Linked DNA regions of Mus musculus: regions 2 and 3 are each linked to region 1. A link is a loop called in an ENCODE intact Hi-C map of the cell type or tissue named here. Cell type or tissue: heart. All regions are shown on one strand. Each heading gives the region's core, and the rest is flanking DNA. Links, peaks and the distances in the headings are about the cores only.

What was found. Peaks named below come from ENCODE experiments on the same cell type or tissue, not always from the same donor. Only the 100,000 strongest peaks of a DNase experiment are listed, where the experiment ranks them.
Region 2: a loop joins it to region 1, with 5 times the contacts of the local background. A loop is called at or near these places in 29 of 42 quality-filtered maps.
Region 3: it touches region 1 in a loop (11-fold over the local background); 9 of 42 quality-filtered maps call a loop at or near these places.

The regions. Positions count from the first base shown.
Region 1 is chr16:50,734,026-50,740,352 of GRCm38, reverse strand. No RefSeq gene overlaps it. Among named protein-coding and RNA genes, the nearest start is that of Dubr, 4.4 kb to the right of the region's middle. In heart, for the core only: no CTCF peak of the experiment used is centred there; DNase peaks (open chromatin) are centred at 2,682 and 3,422; H3K4me3 peaks cover 1,778 bases; H3K27ac peaks cover 1,708 bases.
Region 2 is chr16:50,377,703-50,384,029 of GRCm38, reverse strand. The region is part of intron 2 of Bbx (bobby sox HMG box containing); the gene reads left to right. Among named protein-coding and RNA genes, the nearest start is that of Bbx, 52 kb to the left of the region's middle. In heart, for the core only: a CTCF peak has its summit at 2,884; a DNase peak (open chromatin) is centred at 2,879; H3K4me3 peaks cover 995 bases; H3K27ac peaks cover 557 bases.
Region 3 is chr16:50,043,466-50,049,792 of GRCm38, reverse strand. Gm4827 (predicted gene 4827) reads left to right here. Exons shown (of 4, transcript NR_045935.1): 2 at 3,753-4,027. Gm32101 (a long non-coding RNA gene) reads right to left here and starts at 163. Exons shown (of 3, transcript XR_001781999.1): 1 at 47-163. In heart, for the core only: a CTCF peak has its summit at 3,575; a DNase peak (open chromatin) is centred at 3,572; H3K4me3 peaks cover 796 bases.

The DNA.
Region 1 (6,327 bases), core at 526-5,525:
TTCACTATCCATGAAGTTATCTGAGTAAATAAATAAATTTATGATGCCTAAGATATTTAGACACTTTATTTGTGCTTCTCTTTGCAATGCTCAACCTACCTTACTGTGTGATATATATACAATCTGTATTTGCTTTTAGCTGAAAGGAGAATGGTCAGGAATTCTCATGAACTGGAGAACCTTCTGACTACAAAAGGTGCTGTGTGATGTGAACACTGGTTTACCCTTAAACCATGCATAAAGTACAGTTATGTGGACAAAATCCTGGTGAAGTTAGAGTGATTGACGAGTGTTTCAAGGCTGTGAAGAACTTCACAGAGGGCCCATCCTCAGCTGCCCGTGGCTTCGTTCTTTTACCAGGTGACCTGAAAGACAACCTTAAGATTAGTATAAAATATGTTTTCTCAAAATTATCCACCACTCGTTGGAGTCTGGGTATGTAACTATCACCAAAGAAATAACTGGAATCACATCGCATTCTTGCATGAAGCTGCTTGGATCAGCATTCAGTCAAATTTTGGAAGAAACATCCTACAAAACAATAGGGGGACATTTCTATTTTCCATTCTGTTTATTTGTTTGTTTTTATTGCAGTGCTGGGGATAAAACCCAAGGCCTTGTGTACATAGGGCACAGTGTCAATCATTGAGCTACCTCCCAGATCAATGGAAGTTTTTAAATATGTTCAAGAATTTCATAAATGTATATAACATGACTTGACCGTATCCATATCTTATGACTCAGTCCCTGCTCCCCCTAGACTCCTCCACACCAAACACCCTCCCCACTTCACGTCTTCTTGGTTTGGTTTTTTTTTTTTTAATAAACTATTGAGTCAAAAGGGATAATCATACCTTCAAACATAGGGAACTGACGAACAGTCCCACCCTGAAGGCGGCTCTTCCCTTCCCCAAGCTGCTATCAACTGCCAATAGCCCCTCAGCCAGAGGAGAAATCAGAATGTTTTTAGTTTTGAGAGAGCCTTCCATGTAGCCCCAGCTGCCATGCATATCACTATACAGACTACATAAGTAATTTTTTTTTATTTTTTATGTCTATGTGCATTGGTGTCTGGTCTGCAGGCATGTCTGTGTGAGGGAGTCAGATTCCACTGGAACATAAGTTACAGTTTCGAGCTGTCGAGTGGGAACTGGGAATTGAACACAGATCCTCTCGAAGAGCAGCCAGCGATCTTAACCACTGGGCCATCTCTCCAGCCCATGCTGTTTCTTGCTTTTAGGAGAAGAGTTGCTTTGTCACAAGAGGGGACAGGCTAATGTGCAATATGTCCCTAACAGGCAAAGAGCATCTTTCTGTCCTTGGGAGGAGCAGAGCCTGTGAGTGTGAGGCTCTGCTCACCCACTCCTGCCCCTTGTACCTCTTGTAGCAGGCTGCTGAGGACACAGACAAGCAAACCCGGACTGTAACTCACCTTCATTCCAGTCGGCAGCATTAATGTCAAGAGAAAATTGAGCAATAGAAACCCAGGCAAAGTACGAAAGGCCCAATCACAGAGACCTGATCTGTTCTGCAAGTGAGATTTCCTGGAACTTGAGCAAATGCAACTCACAGTCGTACGCGTGAGCTTTAAAGTTAGCTTTGAACCTAATCCAGTGGTCATAAGGACTCACAGTAAATATGAAATAGACGTGACATGATTAACAGATGACCCTTCCAGTTACAAATGAGCTCTGGGTGATAAGCACACCTCTGCATCAATTATAAAAATCAGTCTCTCGGATACAAATTACTTTTAAACACCTAGAACCCTGGAACAAATTGAATTGAGAGGGGATGCTATTTAAAAGTAAGCATCATAAAGATGATTTTGAAAATATTTTCTGGAGCAGGAGACATGGTTCAGTGGTTAAGACTGCCTATTGCTCTTGCAGAGACCCGGGTTCAATTTGCAATACCTACACAGAGATTCACAACTATCCAGTCAGACCCTGCTCTTCATGAGCTTCTGTATGTATATGGTGCACATAAACACATTGAAGCATATGTGCACATAATTAAATGATATTTGACATGTATGGGCACTGTGCATGCATACCTATGCATGGATGTTATTCAATGACAGAGTTCCAGCATCGTCAGCATGTGAGTCCCTGAACCTCAGAAGGAAAAAAAAATATAAAACTTTAACTGGAGTACATCCTGTAGGGTGCTTAGAGAGAAGATTTGTGGCTCACCAACTTATAGAAATTTATGGACCATTGAATGCTTACAGTTTTTCTTTTTCCTTTTTTTAAAAAAAGATATACAATTTACATATGCAATTTACAAATTAAGTAAGACAGTTAATTGGTAACAACTTGGGTTATAAACAGCCCCCAAAGACAGAAGAGAGTGCCAGAAAACTGTGAACTTAGCACAGTAAAACAATGGTAAACTGGTATTTATTCAAGAATCCTAAGTGTAAGCTCTCTTTTGAACATGGGCTTCACTGTCATCAGGCCTGTGGAAAGGAGTCAAACTTGTAATTTCCCACACCGAGCCTTCCTCAGGTACCCTACACTGATGTAATAAGGATGTGAATAGGCAGAAGGCGGAAGAATTGGCTCTAACCATGTGACTCACAGAGAAAGACAGTGAGCTGGCTCAAATGCTGAGTAAGGCTCTAGCATCCGCAGAGCCTCAGGCCACTTGGCGGATCCTGGTACCTGCTGCTTCAGCCTACTGGGTGCTGGTTTGCAGGAACCCACACAAGTCAGGGCGTGGAAGCCTGGAACTGATAACACCCAACACCTAAGCTCGCTCAGGTCCTCGCAGTTGCTCCTGGCTGACATCCAAGAAAGAGACCCTGACCTGTTTGGATGTCTAAGAACCACTCAGGAAATGAGATCCATGGGTTGTGTGCCGGGGACCTGCCGTAGAGGCCCCAATCCAAATCCTAATCGCTTTGAGAAACATCTGTAACCAAATCCAGCAGCAAAACCGAACCTCACAAAGGACCCACCCAGGTTCCTCCATGAAGTGTGCTTCTGCTCGAGCACCTAGGGGAAGGCGACAGGGTTTTATGGGACTGACTGCCTTGACCTTGCTGCGTGGACATCGCCGTCGCCTACTCCTTTTGTACTTCTATTGCCTCCGCCTTAGTTTTTAATCTCCTGGTTGTTTTTACGTTACCTTACTGACCTTGTGTTTTGCTTCCCTCACAAACTTGAAAGGGGAACTGAACTCATAAGAAAAACGAAACAAAACCCAAAACGAAAAGCGCCCCCAAACAAGACAGAAACTCTAATCGTTTCTTTTATTCGGAGTCTCTGAACCGGTCTGTTCAAATCTTCATTAACTTTTCTGAGAGCGAGCAGGAAACACGCAGTGTTTCCTTACTGGAGAAGGTTTCGTGGCTGGAGTCAATGCTGCCGCATGACCAGCAGGGGGCAGTAGCACACTAAGAATGCAGGAACCGTCCCAGGCTGTGCGGAACACTGTTGAAGGGTTTGCGCTGGTCTGTGTAAGAGCGATGAGCTCAGCTCCGATGAAGTCTTTTGTTTTGTGTCCTATTTTACAATGCACGGTTCAGTTTTCCATATGAATTGTGACTTAGGCAGACTTCACTGTGACAGCTGGGCTCAAGAAAATGAGACGTAAAGAGGAAAATGGAAAAGGGAAAGAGGAAGTTCAAGTGTTTCAAATAAACTACGTAGAGAAGGCAGAAGTAATTCCCCCGTAGAGATACAAAGTTTGTCCCTTCGCTGTTACCATCCTTAATTCTGCCCTTCCGTTTACAAATTAAACTCATCCTTGCTTTCTCTCTTTTCCTGCTACTTTCTTTGCCATACAGTTTTCTGTTTTGTTTGTTAAGGATTTGTGCTTTTAAAAGATAAAGCTAGTTTAAACCAAATGGCTTCAAAAGATCCTATCATTTCTGAATACAGAGAGTGGATGTTTTTGTGCCTTTTGAATACTCGTTAGTCATTAATGTGTATGTTGCAACAACAAAAATGTCCCCTGTAGCCGTAAAGCTTTGGATAAACAGCCCAAAGCTATCGCTGAGATCTTTATCTGAGGACCTGGAGGTAGAATACGAAGTTCACATTGAAACATCAGAGACCTGAAGATCATTATAGTCAAGGATCATTGGGGTTTGGAAGGGTAAAAGGTGATCAGGCATCCAAGCATGGGGATTCTGCTGCTGCCGGGCCTCAGCCCACGCTGTTCCAGGAACATTCTTGCCTCATTTATCCAAAACACTCGTTCCTTCACCAATCTGAAGTGTTTGTGCAAAAATCACATTCTGGGTGGCTTTTCCCAACCACTTCTGTAAAGGGATGGTCAACTCTCTCCGTAGTCTTTCTTATATGAATCTTGGTCCACTTTTCTCAACAATAATGGCTATTAAATGTCACATTAAACATTTAACATTAGACATTTAAATATTATAAATTAGACAACTGGGACAGAATCCATCAGTCAACTAATGTCTTCACTCTCTATAAAAGGGGAAAACTAGGGTTGATCCCAATAAAACCACCACCCTGCCACACATAAATAAAACCACCACCCTGCCACACCCAAAGACAACAACAAAAGTAAAAGTAAGTCAGGAATGATGAGAATTTCAGGAAAAAAAAAAAAAAAAAAGATGGATGACAGACAAAAAATAGCAAGAAAATGCTTATAAAAAAGAACAGAAATTTTCTTAAATAAAAAAAGAGAAACTTAGACCCCAAACCATCTAAATAAAGCACATCTTAAGAATTTTTCCATATGTTGTGTTTTGTGGTTAAAAGAAAGTTATGAAAAAGTATATAGCCCATAATCATAAAGAAAGAATTACAATTAATTTAGAGAAAAATTGAAATACATAAATAATAATAGTGTATAACACAATCTCTTAAACCAGCTGCAATTTAACAAAATTATTTATTAAAATTGCCTAGAATTTACATTCAGAGGCAAAAATAGGCATACCTTGATAAAGTACATGAAGAAACATAACATGAACAATATTTTTTAATTAATTATATTATAAAACCAGAAACCACAGCCATCAAAACGTAACTTAAAAAATCCTCTGACCTTGAAAATTTTATCTATTAAATCTCAATATCAATCTCAGTTGATTCTGAGAATTTCTAGAAAAAAAACCCCACAACAATAATCTTTAAGATCAGCTGAAGAATGTTCAGAATAAAAATGAGAGATCATCAATACAAACTAGGAACTGAAATAAATGCGTTTCAGTGGGAGAGGATATACCTGCAGTGACCTGAGGTGCCAGGGTACATTGATAAGAAAGGGAGACTCCCCCGCCCCACCCCACCCCCGCTCAGAGGGAAAGGTGAATGGGGAGGGGAGGGGTCATAAGAGAGGGGACTGGGAAGAGGGGTGATTGCAATCAGATGCAAAGTGAATAAATAAATGGTAAAAGAAATAAATAGCCAGGCATAGTGGCGCACACCTTTAATCCCAGCACTTGGGAGGCAGAGGCAGGCATATTTCTGAGTTCAAAGCCAGCCTGGTCTACAAAGTGAGTTCCAGACATCCAGGACTATACAGAGAAACCCTGTCTCAAAAAACAAAAAGCAAACAAACAAACAAAAAAAACAATAAATAAATAAGTTAATTATCCCACTCAAAAATATATTTAAAAACAATAGTTTTTTTCCCGCAGATTTATTTAATTTTATTTTTGACTAAGCAACATGAAACAAATCCTAATAGATTAACCACATTTGGCATTTTACTAGGGAAAGGCAAACCATCATACAATGCAGGATTCATCCTTTTCAGCCTGAAAGAGAGGAGGTGAGATAAAATATTGGGTAAGCAAATATACTATCATCTTTCACGTAGAAGATTACTGTTACCACAAATTGGCTTTTATTTTTCTCTCTTTAAAAAAATTACATATTTTCTAAATATTTTGTGGAAGAGTCAGAAGCCATGCCAAGCCAATGAGCATCCTGAAGCTCACAGGCTGCAGTCAGCTGGCTGCCTCAGAAGCTGTAAGGGCTCCCTGGGCAACGGTTGGTTTTCAGTCTGGAACAACACAGTGGGAACCACCCCGGAATAAGCCTGGGAGCTGACACGGGAGCTGATATCACCTCAGGAAGGAAGGACGCTCGCATGGAGACCCTTGGAGCTCTGTCAGGTAAGAAGAGCCAAGCAAGGGCAGTCTGAGCTTTAGTGGATAACGGCTACAATGACATAAAAGCAAGATGTTCTCCGATGACAAGCTCCTGAATCAGCAACAAATTAAACCTAACAGCAAGATATAAAATTACATACAGAAATTATGGTCGTCGTTTGGGGCAACAAGCACTCATGAGGAAGAAGAGATAGGATGAGGCTCTTTTACAGTGCAGATGCAAA
Region 2 (6,327 bases), core at 935-5,934, 360 kb after region 1:
TGAATAGTTATGTAATCCTTGGGTAGCCTGCTATTTCAAAAGTTTGGTAAACAGTTGCTTAGCCAGGCTTTAAAATGAAATGTTGATAAATGAAACTATTCAAGATGGGAAGGCTGGCGCCAAGACTTCCATGTAAGTTTGACAATTTAAAGTGTGATGAAGAATAAAAGTGTGATGGGAATCAGGAAAACAAAGGTTCAGAAAAAGAACGAAACAAACCACATGTGTGTAATGCTATCCTGTGCACACTCCCAGTCGGCTCCCACAGCCACCTGTTGTTAGTGTGCTGCTGCTGAAATTGCCACAGAAGTCTACGGGGCAGTGCGGCAGCGTAGGCAGCCCCAGAGAAACACTGGCGGGAAAGCGGCTTGTGAACTGTAAGACTGTAACAGAACCCAGGCCTGTCTAGATTGTTAGCTTGTAATTTTGTGATTTTGCTCACACAAATGTTGAATGACTTTTTTTTTTTAAAGTGTATTCAAGAGTAAAATACTGCCTGTATCTCAGAGTAATTTCCTTTCAAAAATAATTTATTTAAATTATGCTTGTGTGTGGGGTGGAGTAGGGTTGGGGGAGGGCTGGGGGGGACGATGTCAGGGTATGTGCAGGTGAGTGCAGGTGCCCATGGGAGCCAGAGAGAACCCTGGATCATCTGGAGTTGGAGTTAAAGGTTGTTATGAGCCTCCTCACAAGGGTGCCGGGGACTGAACTCTGGTCTCTATAAGAATAGTATGTGCTGTTAATCATGGAGCCATCTTTCTAGCCTCCACTTCTAACTAGAGGATAGAGTGTCTGAAATTACTCAACGGTTGTTAATTCTGGCTTAGGGATTCACCAAGTCTTTGTCCTTGGGACAACTCGTGAGTTTTAGTTTTCTTTTGAAGTCTTTGTGTGGTCTAAGTTATGTATATGTAGCTTGTTTTCTGTTGTACATATAGAAAATCCTTAATTTTAAAATGATTTATAGAATTGTTAACAGGGAAGGTTTTTTAAAAAATTTATTGTTTATTTTATGTTCAGTAGTACTTGTCTGCATGTCTATCTGTGTGCAGGTGTCAGAAACTAGAGTTACAGACAGTTGTGAACCACCATGTGGTTGCTGGGAATTGAACTCGGGACCTCTGGAAGAGCACCCAATGCTCTTAACCACTGAGCCACCTCTCCAGCCCAAACAGGGAATGTTAATTGAACAAAATTAGACACTGAGTAAATCTGTGATTCAAATTTACTGGGTTTTAGTAGTTTTAAGGTATAACTTGCTATTCAGAGGATTGATCAGTCAATTGATTTATTGATCTATCTGTGAAGTTACCCATTTTATTTTGGTTTTCGTTTGTTTGTTTTTGTCTTAGCATTAGGGTCCTAAGTCTGTAGTTTAGAAGACGACCAAAACTTAACTTGTTACTTTTTTCCCCTAAAATTCCTTAAAGACATTAATTGGTCTGTTCTTATAATGCTGTTGATTAAACTCAGGTCCTTGTGCCTGCTAGGTGTGGAGTCATAGACTCACATTCTCAGCCTGAAGAGACTTATTTTTACAACATCTCTGAAAAACATATATTTGTTTCTTGTAAGCCTTATTAATTAAACACCAGGATGGAACCTTAAGGCCCTAGCCTGTGGTAAAGGTGAGACAGATGGACTCTAGTGTAGTGTTGGTTTGGATGTGGAGCCCAGTGGACTCAGCTAGCTAGAGGGAAGCCTGCATTTGGTCCATGTATTTGTCAGAAAAATGAAAGAAGGAAGGGTTGGAGAGGAAAATTGTTCTGCTATCTTCCTAGAAGGCACTGAAGGCTTACTAGTCTTTGGGGACATTACTCAAATTGTCTAAACATCAGGGTCATCACCTGTAAAGTGGGAAGATTATAGTACCTGCCCTGTTGGCTGCTAGTGCATAGGAATAGTGTGACAAGGAGTACTAAGAGATGTGCAGATCGCTTTGCTACTTCTTGGCACAACCATGTTTTCTAAGTAATTGATAATACGATGTAGTCGTTGTTTTGATGTAGTAATGATGGATGAAAATCAATGCTTGAAGTGCATTGGAAGCAAAGGGAGTAGAACGCAGGAAAGGACTCGATAAAGGCTTAACAGCTGGCCCTGGGAGCCGTGAGGAGGCACCGGGGAAACGGGTCATGCCCTCCCTTGTCCCAAGGAAGTAAGGCTTTCAGAGTGGCTTACACAAATCCCACACTTCTGGGTTGTTTGTTTTTGTTTGTTTTTATTCAGCGTATTTGTTTTGATGAACAATGAACGTGTGCTATTTTAAACTCTTTTGGTATTAAAGTGTGCGTCTTTGGTTCTGACTGAATAAGCTCGTTATCAGTACTTTTTTGTGTGGCTCGTTAGTGTGCTGTCTGAGCAGTTACGCTGCTGCTCTGTTGTATAGAGTCACTCTTTAAGACAAACAATATCTGGAAGCGTGGCCAGGTACCTTCACTGAGCTGGAAGAGGGAGACATGGGGGGAGCAGTCAGGAAGCATGTAGGTGGGAAGGGTTTCCTGTTTCCAGGCAACAGCAAGGCGCTACAGACGGAGAGCAACTTGAATATAAATTCATTCAGGAGAGGGCATTTTACCACCCTGCCTCCTATTAGGGACATAGACTGTGGGAAAGAGGGTGGGGTTTAAACTTGATTTGTCAGTAGTTATCTAAAGCCATTTCTCATGAGCTTTTGTGTGTTTTACTGAAAATATGGTGGGCCAGTGACTAGGTTAGAATTCTACGGTATTTTCAAAGCAGCAGCATCTACATTTGCCTTTTACCCCCCCTCTGGAAGCACGGGGTTTCTGTGGCTTCATTTTCCTGCCAGTCTGCTTGAGAGCCTGAGATGCTCTTGGGCCCTACGCAGTCTCTTTCTCTAACTCCATCTGCAGGAAGGAGGGGGAAGCGCAGCGCACTGGCGCCAGTGGAGGTGCCACCTGACTCTGAGGAGCCAGCAGAGGTTCGCAGGAGCCAGAGAGCCCTCGCTGCCCTGCTCGTGCCATTTCCCCTCCTTATGAAAGGAAAGACAGTGGTGGCAGAGGCTATTTGCACTCTAGCTAGAATGGTTCATTTTGAGATTTTGGAAGTAGGTGGTTATTTAAAATTTGAGGCCCCTCCTCAGTGATTTTATATCTGGGGGTGTAATCTGTGGCCATTATGGACCCTTGTTCTTTACTCCAGCCTCCTTGTTAGGGAGAGAAGAGCTCTCTCTGTGTGCTTGCAGAGCGCAGGGCCTCTTTCAGATTGCATTTTCTCTGGAGTTGTTAGTGTGAGTGGCTTTCCTCCTAAAACCTGCTTTCCATTGTTTATCTTACTTCTTGGGATTAAGTATTTTTCAGAATGGAAGTCAGATGAGTGGTCTTGTCAAGGCAGATCATGCACAGATCGTTCTTTGGTTAGACATGGAGAGGAGAGCAGAGCAGGTGCTGCCTACGGTCTTGGAGCCGTGTGTGTTTATCACTCCATTAGGAGCCTGCCATAGTCACTTGTCCTGTGATATTTGGCTACCTTAAAAAGACTTCCCACTTAAAGGGCTACAGAGACTGTGCTGCGGCTTAAGCAAACACACAAGGTCCAGGCTTTATGTAGGATCCCCTGTCGCCATGCGTGTCCAGGGATGAATCACTTCTTGAAGGGTCTAATCTGTCTCCTTATTGTCCTCTCAGGAAAGGGTCACATTATTTAAGTGTAACTTCTGAAAGCCTGGCAGGCCTTTTCAAGGAAATGTTGATGGATGCTCTGTAGTCCCTCCCATCCCAACGGACTTCTTTATGTTTCTTTCTACTTAGACACTTAACCTATGTTTAGGGCGCCTCTTTTATTACCAGAAAGAAAAAGTTAAAAGAGTAATCCTTACTATTGATACGGCTTGTTCTCCAGTTTGATCCCTGGTTCTTTAATCAGACATGAAGTTTCCTCTTCTAGTCCCTGGCCACATTCAGTTGTTTGTATATAAGAACAGTAACAAAATCCTATTCTTAGTGAATTAAAAATCCTTATTCGTATTTTCCGTAGGCCTTTAAACTGTTTTAGGATTCTGAGTTAGCAATCTCTGGAATATCTTTGTTGATTATGTCATTGTTTATGGTGGTGGATTCCCCATAACTGGATTGTATTTGAGAAGTTTATTTCTAAACACAACAGATATTAAGAAAAATATTTTTAAGTAAAATTGGTTGCTTAAGTTGTTTTGTAGACAGTTTAGATAATTTTAATTATCAGTTTTATATATTTTATGTATAGAAAATCATAAAAAGATTATCATTATAAATTGGAGACCCATGCTTATTTTTATTTATTTACCTATCTATATGTATTCTTTTTTTGCTTGTTGTTGTCCTGATTTTAAAGAAGTGACTCTGTTACAGTATTTTGAATAAAAGGAGGCTCTTAAGTGCATTGGATTTTTCTCAGTTAATTTTTGAGACAATTATTTTCACTGTCTCCTTTCAGCATTGCTCTGATTGGTAATTCTTTTGGATGTACAGCATCGCTTTTTTATCATATTCCCAGATTCATGCAATAAAATGTACTTAGAATTTGTTTTATTGTAATGTAGATAGTAGCAAGATTTCCTATTACATTAGTAAAACATTAGTTTTTGATGTCAATTATATTAAATGTGAATTCTTAAATTTATCAAAACTATATCTGATATGTAGGTGTGTTATCAGGAAAATGTATCCCAAGGTTAAAAAATGTTAGGGAGTATTTAAAGTAAGAGGAAATGTCATGGTTTTAGTCTTCTATCATTATGCAAATAAATGTTCAAGTTTGGAAAACCTAAATTCAAGGTTCTGAATTTTCAAACAAGGTAATGGCTTTGTTTTAAATATCTTCAATTATATTATCATTTATTGAGCTTTGTATAATAGTTATTTTTATACAAACACTGTTGCTGTTGTATGCTTTTGGTAGCTTGGAGTAGATAAAAGGGAAATTCAATATCATATCACCCCTGCCTCCACCCCTGCCCACACCTTGCCCTCATCCCCCACTCCAGTCCTCCCAGGAAAGGAATGGCCCTTCTTGAGTTTGTTTGCTTATTTGTTTTTAGACACTCTATAGTCCTGGCTGGCCTTGAATTACAGAGGCCGTTCTGCCTCTGCCTCCCCAGTACTGGGATAAAGGTGAGGAAATTTGTAAATAGGCAAGGTTGGCCTTGAAATTTTGACAGTCTCCAGGACTCTTGAGTGCCACCATACCTGTCTCTTATGATTCTTAGAATGTCTCTATTGGTGATCCTTCATTTGTACCTGGCTCTTAGTCAATCTGAATTGAAAATCTCATATTTTCTTCGTCCTTCTGTTTTCAAATGCTAACAATGTTTTAAATATGCTGAATAGATAGTAACTATGGTCTTAAGCAGAGAATATTTTTAAAAGTAGCTTTGTAAATCGAATTGTATGCCATATTATAACTAGTGGTTTGTTAGCTCTCCTGTGTTGTGGATATGAGCTGATCTTCAGTTTATGTACCACATTTGCAGTGTATGCTTGGTATCCTTGAATTTGCTGTGTCTTTTATTAGGCTAACAGGGGTTTAAGGTAAGGATATGAGTTATGCATCAATAATATAATTTACCAGGACTTGTGCAGAATTTATAGAATTTAATTAAGTCGTATTGGTAATCATAGAGTCTGTCCTCTGAGAAATACTTGTTATGCATTTTTTAGAAAAGAATAATGGAGTATTATTAGTAGTACTGTTATCAGAATTTAATAAAGTTTAGATCACCAGTATATAGTATCTCTGCATTGATAGTGTATGCCTAAGGGCTGAAATGTTTCTGTAAGAAAAGATTCTGGAACTTAAAATTCAAAGATTGAAGCAGAAGTAGTTATTTCTTAGGTTGTTCAGACACTAGATATTTTGCCCAGCTTTTTGATTAATAAAATATTTGTGTTGCAGAAGCATTTTAAATGTTTTCTATAAGTAGCAAATATTGAGCAAATTTTGAAATATTTTAAAAACGATTTGTGCAACTTTCATCTTGAATTTTTAGTTGTGGGTATCGTGTTTGGGAGCTCTTAAAACATTTTTCTGCTTTTTATGAAGTTATTTATTCTCAATTACATAGATGACATTTATAAGACTAATGAGTTTTGTGGTTTTTTTTTGTTTGTTTTTTTGTTTTTTTTTGGTTTTTCGAGACAGGGTTTCTCTGTGTAGCTCTAGCTGTCCTGGAACTCACTCTGTAGCCCAGGCTGGCCTCAAACTCAGAAATCCACCTGCTTCTGCCTCCAGAGTGCTGGGACTAAGAGCGTGTGACTTAACGAGTTTTTAAAATGTTTCTTTTCTATAGAAGCATGGAAGTTATGTGTTTAGGGTTATAAGTGTCCT
Region 3 (6,327 bases), core at 935-5,934, 690 kb after region 1:
TCATCAGTGCAATGCCACCCTTTCCGACTCTAATACTGTGATTTACCTTAAATGTAGGATGCAGCCTCAGTACAGCTGAAGGTGAGCTCTGCCCAAAGACAGAGAGTTATAGCTAGAAGAGCGTCAGGTTCCTCCACAGTCTCAAGGTTTTCTTAAGCAACACAAGTACATTCCTTACTTCCCTGTTGATATAATGAAACAGAATGATCAAGAAAGTGTCAAACTACTCTACATTTATGTTTGAAGTGTCTGGGTGGTTAGCTGCCTTCTGTCTTCAAATGAGAATGTGGTTCGTTTTAGTTATTCTCTCTCTCTCTCTGCTGTTTAGATTAAAATATGGTATGTCACTCAACCCAATGCCTCGAGCCAGAAACAGAGAGCACCTGAGCCCTATCTGCCCATCAGTCACACTGACACACCACTAGATACTGACGACAGTCCACTCACTTTTCTCCATCTGCATGCCTCTTGGTCCAGTCCCCATCACCTCACATGGAACAGTGACTGTATTAACTTCTTGAATGTCTCTCCAGGTCCCACTTCCTAAATGTTCTCCTGGCTTCAGAAAAAGCAACTTTCCTAAATCATAAATCACTTACTGTGTCTGTTGTCTACATCTTTTTTTTTTTTTAAAGATTTCTTACTGCATTGAAGATGTTTATTTCACCCTGGTTTTTTTAAACAAACAAACAAACAAACAAACAAACAAACAAACAAACCCTGAGTTGTCCATCCTCCTCTCTCATCCAATCACATTCTCCCAACACTGTTTCTTTCCCAAGGTTAGCTCCCAGCCTGACCAGGTATCTCCTACACATGTTCAGCTCCCTGTTTGAATGTCAGTGCCTCAGACTAGCCTCTTTTGGCTCCTTCTGCCAAACCTTTTCTTTTCATCACAAATTATAACGGTGAATGGGGTTCCCCCCCCTCTTATTTATAACCTCTTTCCCTCATGAGGTTCTCTGAGGAGATAAGACACTCTAACTTAGTAAAGTATTCCTCTTTCCACCAAACTGGCCAGTTCACTGTAAGCATCTCTTGGTTGAACAGAGAACTGAGAAAGATCTTCCCTTTCAATGACAATATTTCTACATTGTCCAGCTATTTCCACGGATGCTGCTGCAATGATAATGTGTGCTGAAGTCTTTTTCTTTGAAGTTTTCCCAGGTTTGGGTCTGGGCTTGGCAACTCTAACTACAAGGTCTCCATCTTTCCTTCTCACACACTACCCTTCCGCTTAGGCATGCAGAGTTTTGACAGGTAGGCATGTTTCTTAATATACCTGACAACACCATCAGGATCTCATCGGGGACTTCTCTTGTGATGTCCATGGAGAGAATTCAAAGGTGACCCACAGTTTAGGGTAGAAGATGATACAGTTTATTCCAGAGAAATGCTAATAGTACAGTAACCAAAGAGACAAGTGCACAAACTTTAAGCCCCTGGAACAGTCAGCTTTCCTAAGAGACATCTTTTTCTTTCCAGGTGATTGACAGGCTCATTTGGATCAACACGTGCGTGTGTGTGTGTGTGTGTGTGTGTGTGTGTGTTTTGATAAAGCTTAGTTGACAGAACCAGATGACAAGCTACTTTTGTTCCTGGGTGTGTTCTTTGATGATCCTTGGATCAACTCTGACAGGAGCGGGTATTAGTGCACCCTTGTTCCTGTTCATTTAGACGAGGTCTCATGCATTCTGTCTGGCTTCAATCTGGAATTCGTTATGTAGCTGAGGATGACCTTAAACTTCCGGTCCTCTTGCTGTCTCTTCTTGAGAACTGGATCATAGGTGTGTGCCTCTGTGACTGTTTATGTGGCGACTTGCTCTTTATCAGAAGGTTTCCTGCTATACAGTAACCTTATAAGGTTTAGAGTTCCTGAGCCAGGTTTTCACGGTTACCCATTAATCATATCCTGGCATTTCAGAGCATCGCACCAGGGCCAGAGATGTGGTGAGGAAGCTCCAGTTCTTTGCTTTTCCACGTTGCTGATTCTGAGAAGGTAGCCCAGCCTGAATGTCCTCTCATCCTGCTAATATCTAACCGGCTACCTAGCAACATGATGGTTGTCCTACTTCCGTTTCTGGTGCTGGGATAAAATATCCCGATATAAAAAAACAACTTATGGGAGAAAGGGCCTATTTTAGCTCACAATTCCAGCTTATAGTCCATTATTTTGGGGGGAAGTCACACTGGCAGGAGCTTGAAGCAACTAGTCGGAGCACATCCGCAGTCTAGAGCAGAGAGAAATAAATTCACCTGTGCTTGCTTGCTTTACTCTAATACAGCCCAGGACTCAACCCCAGAGACACTGCATACAGCGGGCCGGTTGGCTGGGTCTTTCCACACCAATTAATCTAAGAAAGAAAAAAGCCCCTCCTAGGCATGCCCACAGGCTAGCCTGATCTAGGCAATCCCTCACAGAATCAACAAGGATTCTGTCCCTTTCTAGGTACTCCACTTTAGGCAAAGACTGTAGCCTGCTTCTTAAGCTCTAAAATGAGTTAATAATAGAATCTGATAGGTTTTCTTGAGGATTTAATGAGGTAATGAATGTAATTATAATGGCAAGCACAATGCCTGACCTGAAACAGATGCTTGGCAGCCACTAGCTCTTACGAATAATGTTTTATTCAATCAGGAAAGGCAGGTCTAAATGCTGAGGAAGCTCAGGGCGAGGTGGGAACGTCTGGAGAGGTATGCATTCTGTTTCTGGTGGGGTTTTTTCCTTGCTTTACTTAATACAGCCTAGGACCCAAATGCCAGAGAATAGTACTGTGTACACCGAGCTGGGTCTTTCCATTTAACCTAAGTAGGAAAAAAGCCCCTCCAGGCATGCCCATAGGCTAGCCTGATCTAGATCAGCCTAACCTGATCATAGCTGGCACCCCCACACATTGTATCCAATACTCCATGATTCAAAAGGTAATGAACGAGAAAGTGGTGGGCTTCAATTCCCAACCCTATTAATACCACAAGATTTGAGCTACATAAACCACTAGTATGAAATTGCTGGTATTCATTAAACCTTGACAATATGAATTATGTTTAGAAATAATGAATACACACACATATATAGTGTTTTGTTTGTTTTGGCTGTTTTGAGACAGGGTCTCAGTTTCTAGCCTAGGCTGGCCTGAAATAATATATTTTTAAATTAAGTCACTTGCCTGGAGGTCGGCCTCGTACTGGCATTTAGTGACATCTCAGTAAAGGCAGGGCATAGGCAGTATGAACTTTTTACACCGTGATTGTTTCACAGGAGTGACAACTGCGAGAACTTCTCATTCCCTTCGTCTGCCCTCACTGTTTCACCAGGTTTGGGTAGGAAGCACATGCCTGGTGTTCTGTGGAAGTGGTGGAGTGGGAGGAGGTTAACTGCAAGCTTTATCTCTCTCTGCTGCCAGTCGTCCAATTCTATGCTTTTCTCTGACTTTCATCAGTGATGAGGTCATCCCAGCGCGAGAAAAGCAAACTCCTATCTTTCAGATTCGATGAAGGCTAGCATTGTTTAGTCTGCATAAATAGAGGCCAGACCCATAGAGCCCAGGAGGCAAGCGGCTCGCCCTCTAGCGGTTTCACTGGCTAATGCCGGTCACTCACCGGAGCACTGACAGGAAGGCGGGAGCGTGAGGGCTAAAATGTAAGTTAAAATTAGATCAATAGTCAGCTTGGCTGTCTCAATCAATGCTTCGCAGGGAGAGCATACAACCATCTATTTATAAGCTAAACCCGGTATTATCTTCCTCTTTTAGGACGCAGAGATCCATTACTGCGCGCGGCAGGGGAGAGGATGCTGCGCGGAGGTTCCTGCCACTTTACAGCTCACTGGCTCGCGCTACCTCACCAGCCTGGGATGGGACGCTGCTGAAAGACCAGCCTAGCCTTCGGCTCTTCTCTCTGCGCAGGACCTTAGGGTCCCGTGCCCCTGCTGTGTCCCCTAACCACTCACTCTCGCCAATCCCGTGCAGCAATCGACCGCATCCTAAGTTTTAAATTGACAAGGTCAAATAGGGAACCTAGTGCATGGGTGAGTTTGCGGAGGGGTATAGGGCAAATGCATTAAAAATAACAGAACTCAAGGGCCCTCCTACAGAAACAGGCCACACATCAGCTGGATTCTAAACACAGGCTTGACTGCCCTTTTAAAAGGTTTTCCAACTAGCTCCCCCACTGACCTGAATTATTCATCCTTGCTCAGGCAAATGTTGCTGTCAATAACTGGGGTTCCTCCTCCTCCTCCTCCTCCTCCTCCTCCTCCTCCTCCTCCTCCTCCTCCTCCTCCTCCTCCCCATCAAAACAGGAATAGATATAGATTTGTGTAGCAGGCCAGTGAAGTTCTTAAGTTAAGGTCTGGGAGAGGTGGAACTCCACTAGCCCCAGTCTGCCCCCCGGGAAGGTATCTCTGATACACAAAATAGATCTACAGGAAGCTATTGTGTTGCTGTGGTTAAACTGCAGTTTTTCAAATGAGAGAGAGAGAGAGAGAGAAAAAAAAAACAGAGACAGAAGGGGGGGGAGAGACAGAGAGAGACAGAGAGACAGAGAGACAGAGACAGAGAGAGACAGAGACAGAGAGAGACACACACAGACAGACAGAGGGAGAGGAGGGACAGGGACAGAGAAAGAGAAAGGAATTTGATTTGGCGCCCTCACAATGCAAGATCAAACCATAATTTTTCAGAAAAAAAAACTTGTATCATATATATATATATATATATATATAATATTCTAACTTTTGTTTTTCTGTATCTGGAATTTTTCTTTCATAAGCATGCACTATTTTTATGATAGAAAAACTTTAAAGGCCTAAAGAACTTTAATATTAGCATAAATGTACATTAAGTATATTTTTAGAGTGGATCTATTAGCTGCTATATCATTTGACATAAAAGGCTTTTGAACTAAAGATAGGAACTGTTGTATTCTTTATTTAGAAATAGTATCTTCCATCCCCTTCCAATTCTTGTTGGCTTACCTCCAAAATAGTCTGCATCTGTCGCTTCCTCGCCATCTTTGCAGCTCCTCTCGGGGACAAGCCACCATTCATCAGCTTTCACCTGGATACCCAAAATATCTTGTCGGCAGTTTCTTACTGCCACCTTTCCCCAAAGAGGGGCTTCACTTGCCACTGTAGCAACCAGATTGGTCTTTTAAAATGTAAATCAGATATTCCTTTTTTTTTTTCTTTTCGAGACAGGGTTTCTCTGTGTAGCCCTGGCTGTCCTGCCTTGGTTAGATGATGTTCTTTCCCATAGCCAGAATGTAGTCTGCTGGGGTTTATCTTCAGGGTCATTTTGACTGGGCTTGGAATGACCTGGGAGTTGTGTGTCCCTTGGATGTGTCTGCTTCCAGAGAGGTTTAACCAAGGAGGAGCTGAGGTGTGTCATGAAGGCAGGTGGTATCATTCCATGGGTTGAGGTCTCTGGCTGAATAATCAAGGGAGGCTGAAGAAATGGCTGGGCAGTTAAGAGGGCTTCCTGTTCTTGCAGAGAAACTGGCACAGTTCCCAGCACCCATGCTGTGGGACCTAACAATCTCCTGTAACTCTGATGCCACTGGCACTTAAGTCTAATGAATACATAGGCACACACAGACACTCCCATACACGTAATTTAAATAATGAGCATGCACACTCTCTGTTTTCTGATGAAGGACACAGTATTATTCATACATTCATATATGGGTGTCTAGACCCCTACACTCCCTGGGCCATACTTTCCCATACCCTCCTTCAAACAGTGATCAACTACAATGACTACTTCCTTAAGTTGTCTTTGTATCTGCTCATAGACACAAGAGAAGCAATGAACACATGTGCCCTCCGGTTGCTGCCTACCCTGCTGTATCTCAGACAGCGCTGGAATCCGGCTCCACCACAGCACATTTTCATCATTTCTCCATGGGGCTCGAACCTTTCAGCTCCTCCTTTCTCCAGTTCCAGCCCTGGCTTTTCCCTTTCTGTAAATGACCTTGGATATCAGACAGTCTCAAAAGCGCTTCATATCATTCTACTCTGAGCTCATAGAGTAGGGCCCTTCTGCCTCTCCAAAATTTAACCACATTGTTTTGTTTTGTTTTATCTCACAATGCTTTATTTTATGTAGATGGATTGACTGACTGACTCTGTGTGTGTGTGTAGTGTGTGTGTGTATATGTGTGTGTGTGTTAGTACACATGTGTAGGTCCAAGGGCAATGTGTGTGAGGGATTTCTTTTTCTCTTTCCACTATGTGAATCCCATGGATCGAATTCAATTGTCCAGGTTTGGGGACAAGTGCCTTTACAAAATGAGCTACCTCCTCAGACTAGCTTTTATTTGTTTAAAACA